Linked DNA regions of Homo sapiens: regions 1 and 2 are each linked to region 3. The links are chromatin contacts, found by Hi-C or POLR2A ChIA-PET in ENCODE. All regions are on one chromosome and are shown on one strand. The core of a region is the stretch at or near the end of the contact, and the rest is flanking DNA. Distances in the headings are between cores, read along the strand shown. Region 1 holds the start of TRA2A (transformer 2 alpha homolog). Region 2 holds the start of TOMM7 (translocase of outer mitochondrial membrane 7). Region 3 holds the start of ANKMY2 (ankyrin repeat and MYND domain containing 2).

Region 1 (2,953 bases), core at 108-2,607, 6.9 Mb after region 3:
GTAGGGTAAACTTTGGAAATGAAACTCACTGACAAACGTTCCAGTACATTTAAGCTGGGGATATCGTATTCTTTGTGATGTTTGTATTTCTCCGACCCCAAATATATTAATAAAAACTTTTTTCTGAGCCCTCTTCGGTGGGGGATAGAGTGAGAAGAGAAATGGGAGAGGGCCTGTTAATTTTCAGGTCATCTTTTAAGTTACAGAACAGTATATACTGACTAGTTATCTTAAAAATACTGAGCCAATGAATTCGTTCAGCTATGTAAGATTAAAGAAAGACAGATTTTTTTTTTTTTACCGTAAAAACCTGTAAAGGAGTGGTCAGTTTTTAGATGAAAGGTCATAGGAAGAAGAGCATTAAAAGTTGAGATATAAAGAAGAGAAAAAACCCAACATCGAGGAATTAGAAAAATAAGGCGTGACAGCATTTCCACATTCATTTCGAAGTGAAAGGAAAGTCGAAGGGACATTAAGGGAAAAGGGCTCCTTGCGTAGTTTCCCCTCACAGCTCTCGTCTTAAGAACGCTTAAGGGTCGGTGCGGTCGTTGACTAACCACTTCATTAGGCTCGTCCCACCTTCAACCTCAAGGCTTTCGCCTTTTTAGACGCAACGCCGCCGGTTCCAACAGAGACGCGGCCGCTCACTGAAATAGAGAGCCAAGGAGACACAGGCCCCAGCTAGTCCCACGCCAGCTTCTCCCCGCCCGGAAAGCAGCCCCGCGCACTTTCGATCCCGAGACCCTCTACGATGCTCGGGGTCGCCAGAAATGCCACCGCAGGAAGCACCTACCACTATCCGGACGGAGGGGAGCTCCCTGCCGCCTCCTCCCGCCCAACCGCGACGGGGACCCACACCTCGGAGCAGACATAAGGAAGCCTCAGGGGTGGGGAGAAGGGAGGAAGCAATGCGGGGGCGGGGAGGGAAGAGGACCCAGAAGTCCAGGTATCAGTCAGCCTCCAAAAAAGGGGGAGGGGTGTTATCCGTGGTGTTTGGGGAAGGAGTGGAACCCAGAAGCCATCTTGGGATGGGAGGAATCAATCGCGATGGCTCCAGAGGTTGCTCCTCGCGGGACTACCCGCAACCCCGCCCGACCGCGCTTGTTCCCGTGAAACCCCGAGCATTGGGCCGCCGCCTAGACGGCTCCCGCGGCTTTGTACTCACTCTGCCCTCGAAGTTGTTTTCCTCCACATCACTCATGTCGACGAGGCGCTCCCCAGAACTAAATAAGAGACAAGTCTCGGCTCGAGGGCCGATGGCCTAATTAACCCGCTGACTGGACCGTGGGGAAGAGGAAAGAGTCGGCAACCACAGCCGCTCCACTCCACTCCCACTCGGTCGCAGGCTCCAGCAAAATGGCGCCGGCGCCGCCAGAAATCTCCTGGCCTCCTCAGAGCACGACGTAAAGGGGGCGGGCGTCTCTGTGACGTCACGAGGCTCCACCTCCCGCGAGGCTTTGTGTCGGCTGGGCCTGGAGCGAGGGTGGAGGTTGGCGGGCGGCCTGCGCTCTCAACCTGGGCGCCTTGGAATCGCGGTCCCGTGCTGTCCTCCAAACTTCAGACTCACCTCGGACGCGTCAACCTCTTTGAAGACTTTTCAGTCGCCAGATGAGCCTTATATGACCTTAGCCCCTTTAAATATTGTCCAAGTGGATTCTGATGTAAGGGAACAAAACATTGGAAGCGTTTTTTTATGTTTGTTTATTTTTTGAGTCAGGGTCTCGCTCTGTCACCCAAGCTGAAGTGCAGTGAAGCGATCACTGCTCACCACAGCCTCAAACTCCCGGGCTCAGACGATCCTCCCACCTCAGGCTCCCGCGCGCGCCACCACGCCCGGCTAATTTTTTTCTTTTTTGGGACGGAGTCTCACTCTGTTGCCCAGGCTGAAGTGCAGTGGCGCTATCTAGGTTCATTGCAACCTCCACCTCGCAGGTTCAAGCAATTCTCCTGCCTCAGCCTCCCCAGTAGCTGGGATTACAGGCATGCACCACCACGCCCGGCTAATTTTTGTATTTTTAGCAGAGACGGGGGTTTCACCATGTTGGACAGGCTGGTCTCAAACTCCTGACCTCAGGTGATTTGCCCGCCTGGGCCTCTCAAAGTGCTGAGATTGCAAGGGTGAACCACCGTACCCGGCCCACCCGGCTAATTTTTGTGTGTTTTGCAGAGATGGGGTTTTGACATGCTGCCCAGGCTGGTCTCGAATTTGTGGACTCAAGCGATCTGCTCGCCTCGGCCTCCCAAAGTGCTGAGATTACAGGCCTGAGCCACCGCGCCCGGCTGGAATCGTGTATATATAACAGGCTTTTGGGGGGCACGTTGTCAGCTGACTGTATTACTTTTCTTCCATATTTGCCCTGTGTAATGTCGACGTAGTACATGCACAGATGAGGTTATGATGCAAAGCCGCTGCTCCTTGCCTCGTGTCCCTGCTCCAGTTCCCCCTCCTAGAGACAGCCGTGTAGTTTTTTTTTTATAATGCTTAGCTCCCTACTAGTTTTTTTGACTTAGATATTTCCATAAAGCTTCACAGTGAAGACCTCCCAAATCTGTCAACTTGGTTCCCAATCATAGTAATAATCTCTGAGATGAGTTTTACTTGTGTAATGCAACTTTAAAAATTAGTTTCATCTTAAATTTTTTTCCTACAGTGCTTTGTAGTAAAAAGATTGACATAGACTTTCAACTATAGTTCTATGGTAGGAAAGTTCATCTGGCATTATTATGAAGATTGCTACCACTGGGGGCAAGATTTCAGCATTTGAATGTCAGTTATTGATAGGGATAAACTTAAATGACATCTGGCTCTTAGAAAAGATGTTGAACTTGGCTGGGTGTGGTGGCTGACGCCTGTAATCCCAGTACTTTGGAGACCCTAGGCGGAAGATCGCTTGAGGCCAGAAGTTCGAAACCAGCCTGGTCAACATGGTGAGCCCCCATCTCTACAAAAGAA
Region 2 (2,938 bases), core at 368-2,867, 6.2 Mb after region 3:
AAACCCCGTTTCTAGTAAAAATACAAAATATTAGCCCGGCATGGTGGCGGGCGCTGTAGTCCCAGCTGTGCGGGAGGCTGAGGCAGGAGAATGGCGAGAACCCGGGAGGCGGAGCTTGCAGTGAGCTGAGATCGCGCCACTGCACTCCAGCCTGGGCGAGGCAGACCCCGTCTCAAAAAAAAAAAAAAAAAAGAAAAAGAAAAAACTACAGCCTGGCCGCGGTGATTCACACTTGTAATCCCAGCACTTTGGGAGGCCGCGCGCGGGGCGGAGGCCGGCTGGAGGGGAGGTAGCTAACTTGAGGCCAGGAGTTTGAGGCCAGCCTGGCCCACATAAGCAAAACCCCGTCTCTACTAAAAATATAAACATTAGCCGCGAGCGGTGGCTGCAAGTCTGTAATCACAGCTACTCGGGAGGCTAAGGGGGAAGGATCGCTTGATCCCGAGAGGCAGAGATTGCGGTGGGCAGAGATCGCGCCACTACACTCCAGCCTGGGCACACAGCGACTGTCTCAAAAAGGAAAAAAGGAAAAAAAAAGACAGAAAAGAAAAGAAAAAACTACAGAATAGGTCCCAGTCTGCAACCCTAACTGAAAAATATTAACAAATCCTTGCAGTAAGTGACCGAGCCTGTTGGCACCAGCCTGTAGTCCCAGCTACTTGGGAGACTGAGGTGGAAGGATCGCTAGAGCACAGGAGGGGAAGGTTGCAATGAGCCGGGATAGCGCCACTGCACTCCAGTCTGGGTGACAGAGCGAGACTCTGTCTTAAAAACAAAAACCAAAAAAACCCCAAATCCTTTAAGTGCGCTATAATGGTTAAGACTATGGGCTCTGATGCCCCACTGCCTGAGCCCCTAACTCCCTCAGTCAGCATAGCTGTGCGACCTTGGCAAAAAAGTTTCTCTACGGCTGTTTCCTCACCTGTAAAATGGGGGCAGTAATAGAAATCATCCAAACCCTTCATCGTACAGGTAAGAAAGCAGAGGCATCCAACGACTATTATTATAATCATGCTTTCATGGCAGTGGTACTTTCACGAGGTGTCTCGATTCCCTGAACAGGACTCTTTCCACTTAGGACCACATGGAGCGGTGAGGAAAAACACCCCGAGAACCACCTAGTGCTAGAGAGTGAATTAGTGACTTTCACATCCACTGGGGTCATCCAACCCTCCCTACAATCCCGAGAAATATGACCTCCACTTTAAGGATGCAAAAATAGAAAAGGAGGGATTGCAAGACTGCTTAAAGACCATGCAACTATAAAGCGATAGAACGGGAACTCGAACTCAGGTTAGATCGGCCCCACTTGACCAGACAGCCTCAGGGGCCGTGCACGGCAGTGTCCCCTATTTTTCTCTCCCTCCCCCGACGGCCAAAAATGGGGCTGCTGTCTCCGCCACCCTCTTCCCTCCAGTCACTTTCCCGGTTCTTCTCCCACTGACCCAGGTAAATCACAAGAGGGATAAAGCCCCAGCGAATGGCAAACTGGCTCCCCTTGAAGAGCTGCTGTAGTCTCTGCTTGGCCTCTTTGCTCAGCTTCACCATGGCGACGGCCGTGTGGCGCAGGGAGGACCCCTTACAGCAACCACAGCGTCGGGAATCCGAAAGGGAAAGGAGGTGCGCAGGCGCCACACACGGCCTTTACGGCAGGAGTCGTGAGCGTCGCCAGCAGAGGTCGTAATTCATCGCCTTTAACCTTCCCTGCTCTTCCGCCTCGCCGGCAGTAGTAGGCGCATGCGTGGTTGCGATCATGGCTGGCGGTAACTTCGCGTTTCTGTTACCCATTTTTAAAACGCATCTTCAGGTGTTCCTTCCTTCTCATGGAAGGAACATTAATTAAATTCAGAGGGACTGGGTTTTAGTCCTAACTCTTATTCCTACTGGCTGTGTAACCGTGGACAAATTATTTAACTTCTCAGAATCAGGTTGTTCAAACCTGAGGTTGAACTGCAAAAAGGTTACGAAGTGACACTCAGTAGGGCCCGAATCCATGTTTTCTTTGATCCCAATCTTTTTTAAAAAAATTTCTTTTAATTACTTGCCAACATTTTAGAATTTGGAAATCTCACATGAAATTCTGGACTTTTGAAGCTGAGGAATTCCATTGCAACAATCAAGGAGACTAAATAGGAAATGACACTTCTGTTTGGCCATCTTGCCCTCATTGGTTTAGAATGGCAGTGGTTCTCAACCCTGGCTGCACATTAGAATCACTTTAGGAGAGGTAAAACCATACTCACGCTGGAGACCTACTCCTAGAAATTCTAAAGAGTTTGGGGCTGGGAACTGGCCATTGATCTGCCTTTGAAGTTTCCCAAGTGATTCCCAACCTCTGATGTAATAAATTTCTGGCTGCTGTCGTATTTGAGATTTGACCCCCCCAGGTCTAAGACTTAATTGATTTTTAAGGCTGTAAGACATTTCTAAGACTTTGACTTTTAAGACTTTCCTGCCTCATTCTGAAGGTACGTAGTCGTTTTCTGTGCCCAATGTCTGTGCTCCTAAAAATTTCCCCTTGCTGACCTCTGTGGCTTGCGCCTGTAATTCTGGCTATTTGGGAGGCTGAGGCGGGAGGACCACTTGAGTTTGATGCTGCAGTGAGCTGTGATTGGGTCACTTGCTGTAAGCTCCCAAAGGGTTCACTTTGCCCGCTGCCTGGACAGAGCCGATTGATCAACACTGGGGAATTACAATAAAGAGTAATTCACGCAGAGCTGGCTGTGCAGGAGACCAGAGTTTTATTATTACTCAAATCAGTATCCCATAGCATTCGGGGATCAGAGTTTTTAAGGACAATTTGGTGCGTGGGGAGACAGCCAGTAAGTCGGAAGTGCTGATTGGTTGGGTCAGAGATGAAATCACAGGGAGTGGAAGCTGTCTTGTACTGCCTCAGTTCCTGGGTCGGGGCCACAAGATCAGATGAGCCAGTTTGCCG
Region 3 (2,731 bases), core at 118-2,617:
CACCTGTTGAGTTCAAACCGGAATTTTTTCTCCTTCGCATGTGGAGTTTCCTTGTCGCTATGAAGAATAAATCTGCCTTATTCTCTAGGATTCCACATTTCAGCCTGGCTACTAAGTAAATAAAACTGGAAACTGGGAAGCCTTATGCTGCAATGACTGGCATCTCTGCCATTCGAGGACAAACATGGCTATATTATTATTGAGTTTAAAATCACCACATTAATTGCCCGGAGTCGCACGCATCACCATCCCTGCACCGTGAGGGTGCAGAAGAAGCATGCAGTCACGCTGATGTCACCTGCCAGGTAACGGGACTCGGCAGGGAACTCCTCTGGGACGTCCACTCGGGGACTCCGGGGAAATATGGCTTCTGGCTCGTCCTCGGGGCTCCCCGCTGGGACTCAGCACTGCGGAAGTGGGGCACGCCTTGGGGGAGTGGACAAGAAAGCGCGAAGGAGCGCGATTAGAAGGTCTCATCTGTGCAACGTGGGCCGAGGGGTGGGTGTGGAGGCCTCGCCAATTTCCTTGTCTCTCTAGGGTTCCTGAGGCTGTCGGGGCTTCTGGAAGCCAGGGAGGCCCTGGATACGGAAGTCTCAATGCAGCAAATTACAGACCTAGTTCTGTACCCTTATGAAGAACCCCTCTCCCTAAGGGCGCCCTCCACTCCCAAGCGGGGGCGGGGATCGGCAAAGGATCCAGATCATTCGGCCTGCGGAAGTCTAAAGGGTCATTTAGACACCCGCCTAAGAACCTGAAACTACCAGGACTGACCGCGGTCAAAATCCCTCGGGAGCAGTGAAGAATTCACACACTGGGGTCCACACCCCGGGAAGCTCGCATTAACCTAAGGCGGGGCGTGGAAATCCGTACGTTTCCAAAAGCGGATTTAGAGGCCGAGCCTCTGTAACTACCCCTCTTGTCCCAGCACTGCTTCTGCCTCCCCACCTCTCCGCCCCTGCAACCTTTCCCAGACCAAAGGGAGAAACGCTCTTTCCCGGTTCCAGGCTGCAAACCTTGCAGAACCGCAGCCAAAGGTCACCCAGGCCAGGAGCGCCCCCCGGGCTCCGCCACGCCCCCCGGCCAGGCTGGCCGCGGCCGCGTCGCAGCCCAGCACCCGTACCTTTCCCGATGACTTCCAGTAGCTCCTTCTCCTCCTGGGTCAGCTCGCCTTTCTTTATGTGAACCATTGCTCCCGCCAGCTTGAAGGTTATTCCCTTTCTTAGGGAGTATTAAAAAAGAAACGATGCGTCTGTATTGGGAACGCCAGCCGCAATGAGGCAACTTGAGACCAAGACACTGAGTAGCCAACCGCGGAAACGCTTCGCTTCTCTCCTCCCTCCCGCGGGCTGGCGGACAGCGGGCGAGCTCGGGCGAGCCAGGCGGACGGTCTCCGCAGGCCCTGCGGCGGTCACCGCCTGCCGCCTGTCATTGGCCCTGCCGAGGAGGAGGAGCCGCAGGAGGCGGTAGCGAGAGATCGCCATTGGAGCAACCTGGGAGGACAAAACCAAATGCAGAAAGCTGGAGGGGGGAATTAAATTCCTCCTACACGTTCCGCTCCCCTATCCTGTCCGGTTCAAATATTTCGCCACATGTAATATTGAAAATTCTACAGCTGGCAGTTATGTGCTCAGCGACGGCTTTCTGGGGCATGCAGAGGCCCCAGGTTGTCGCCGTACCCCCACCATTCCCCCGGGAGTGGCGCAGTCTGGGCGGGGGCGGTCTAGGAGACGGGGGCGGTACGGGAGGCGGGGCTGCGCCGGGTTCCGTGTGTCTATGTCAATGTGTCTGTCCTTCACTCCTCCATTGTCTGCCGCCACTGCTGCTGCTGCTGCTGCTGCCGCTGCTGCTGCACGAATCGCCGCAGCCCCCAGCCTTGCGCGTCGTCGCTACCTCCTCGGACAGGTGAGAAGCAGCCCAGGTGAGGCAAGGGGCGCCGTGAGGGTTGCGAGAGTAGCGACTGCCGCCCCGCCGGGGTTTCCATCGGGCAGGAGCTGGCGGGGAGGAAGCATGTGCCTCCTGGGGCGGCTTCCTGCCTCGCGGTGGAGAAGCCCCCGCTCCACCTCATCATCACGGCGCGTACGGGGTATCAGTGCCCTGGGATGAAGACCTCCGACTCGCAACGTTTGGCCGCCTCGGGAGACCCTGGGACCGCGGGCGGGCGGGCGGGGGCCAGCCACGCGGTGGGAAGTGGCGGGTGCACATGGTCTCGTGCGTGGCACCGCCAGATGCGGCTCCCGGGGAGGCTGGGGCCGGGGCTCTGGGCTAGGTAGGGGTCGCAAGGACAGCGCCCCATTACTAGCGAGTCAGTGAGAACAGACTCGGGAGAAGGTAGTTTTTACGCTGGTGATCCTCGCCCTCCCCACTACTTGTCATCTCTTTGGCCTCTGTGGAAGCTGTAGAAGAAAACCTGATCGCCCAATGTTGCTTGTTAAAGATGTTTGGAAACAATTTACACTTGCACTAATACTTCGTTTATGAGAGACAGCCTGTGGGAGGGGGAAGGAAGGGCTTCTTTGCTCTGCTAGAGTTCTCGGTTCTCTTTGTAACTCAGATCTTGAGATTTATGGAAATAGGGAGTGGAGGGTGGGGAGGTTGGAGAGGGCGGAGATTAAATTGGTGTTGCTGCCTATATATAGCCTTAGATTAGCCTCTTAATCCAACCTTCATTCAACTGTAATATGTAGCCTGGAGCTTCGACCATAGGTAGATGGGGGTAAATACAAGTGTGTAT

Evidence for each region. Hi-C counts contacts between places; a loop is a spot of excess contacts on that map. ChIA-PET counts read pairs that join two places held with the same protein, here RNA polymerase II (POLR2A). Pooled maps may share reads with other maps.
Region 1: a loop to region 3 is called in a pooled map, with 10 times the contacts of the local background. The contact joins the promoter of TRA2A here to the promoter of ANKMY2 in region 3. A Hi-C loop is called at or near these places in 8 of 50 pooled maps.
Region 2: a loop to region 3 is called in a map of naive thymus-derived CD4-positive, alpha-beta T cell, with 22 times the contacts of the local background. The contact joins the promoter of TOMM7 here to the promoter of ANKMY2 in region 3. A Hi-C loop is called at or near these places in 1 of 168 maps with a recorded cell type or tissue (naive thymus-derived CD4-positive, alpha-beta T cell) and 6 of 50 pooled maps. POLR2A ChIA-PET finds 5 or more read pairs at or near these places in 1 of 52 experiments (T-cell).

What each region holds. Positions count from the first base shown.
Region 1 is chr7:23,530,624-23,533,576 of GRCh38, forward strand. TRA2A (transformer 2 alpha homolog) reads right to left here and starts at 1,358. Exons shown (of 8, transcript NM_013293.5): 1 at 1,166-1,358. The coding sequence starts at 1,201. RefSeq lists enhancers at 416-986, 987-1,556, 1,098-1,147, 1,168-1,217, 1,228-1,447 and 3 more.
Region 2 is chr7:22,821,232-22,824,169 of GRCh38, forward strand. It overlaps TOMM7 (translocase of outer mitochondrial membrane 7), which reads right to left and starts at 1,618. Exons shown (of 3, transcript NM_019059.5): 1 at 1,446-1,618. The coding sequence starts at 1,548. It overlaps LOC112267993 (a long non-coding RNA gene), which reads left to right and starts at 1,726. Exons shown (of 3, transcript XR_002956543.2): 1 at 1,726-2,468. RefSeq lists enhancers at 1,099-1,859, 1,529-1,608, 1,639-1,848.
Region 3 is chr7:16,644,387-16,647,117 of GRCh38, forward strand. It overlaps ANKMY2 (ankyrin repeat and MYND domain containing 2), which reads right to left and starts at 1,368. Exons shown (of 10, transcript NM_020319.3): 1 at 1,121-1,368. The coding sequence starts at 1,187. BZW2 (basic leucine zipper and W2 domains 2) reads left to right here and starts at 1,795. Exons shown (of 12, transcript NM_014038.3): 1 at 1,795-1,902. RefSeq lists an enhancer at 1,495-1,774.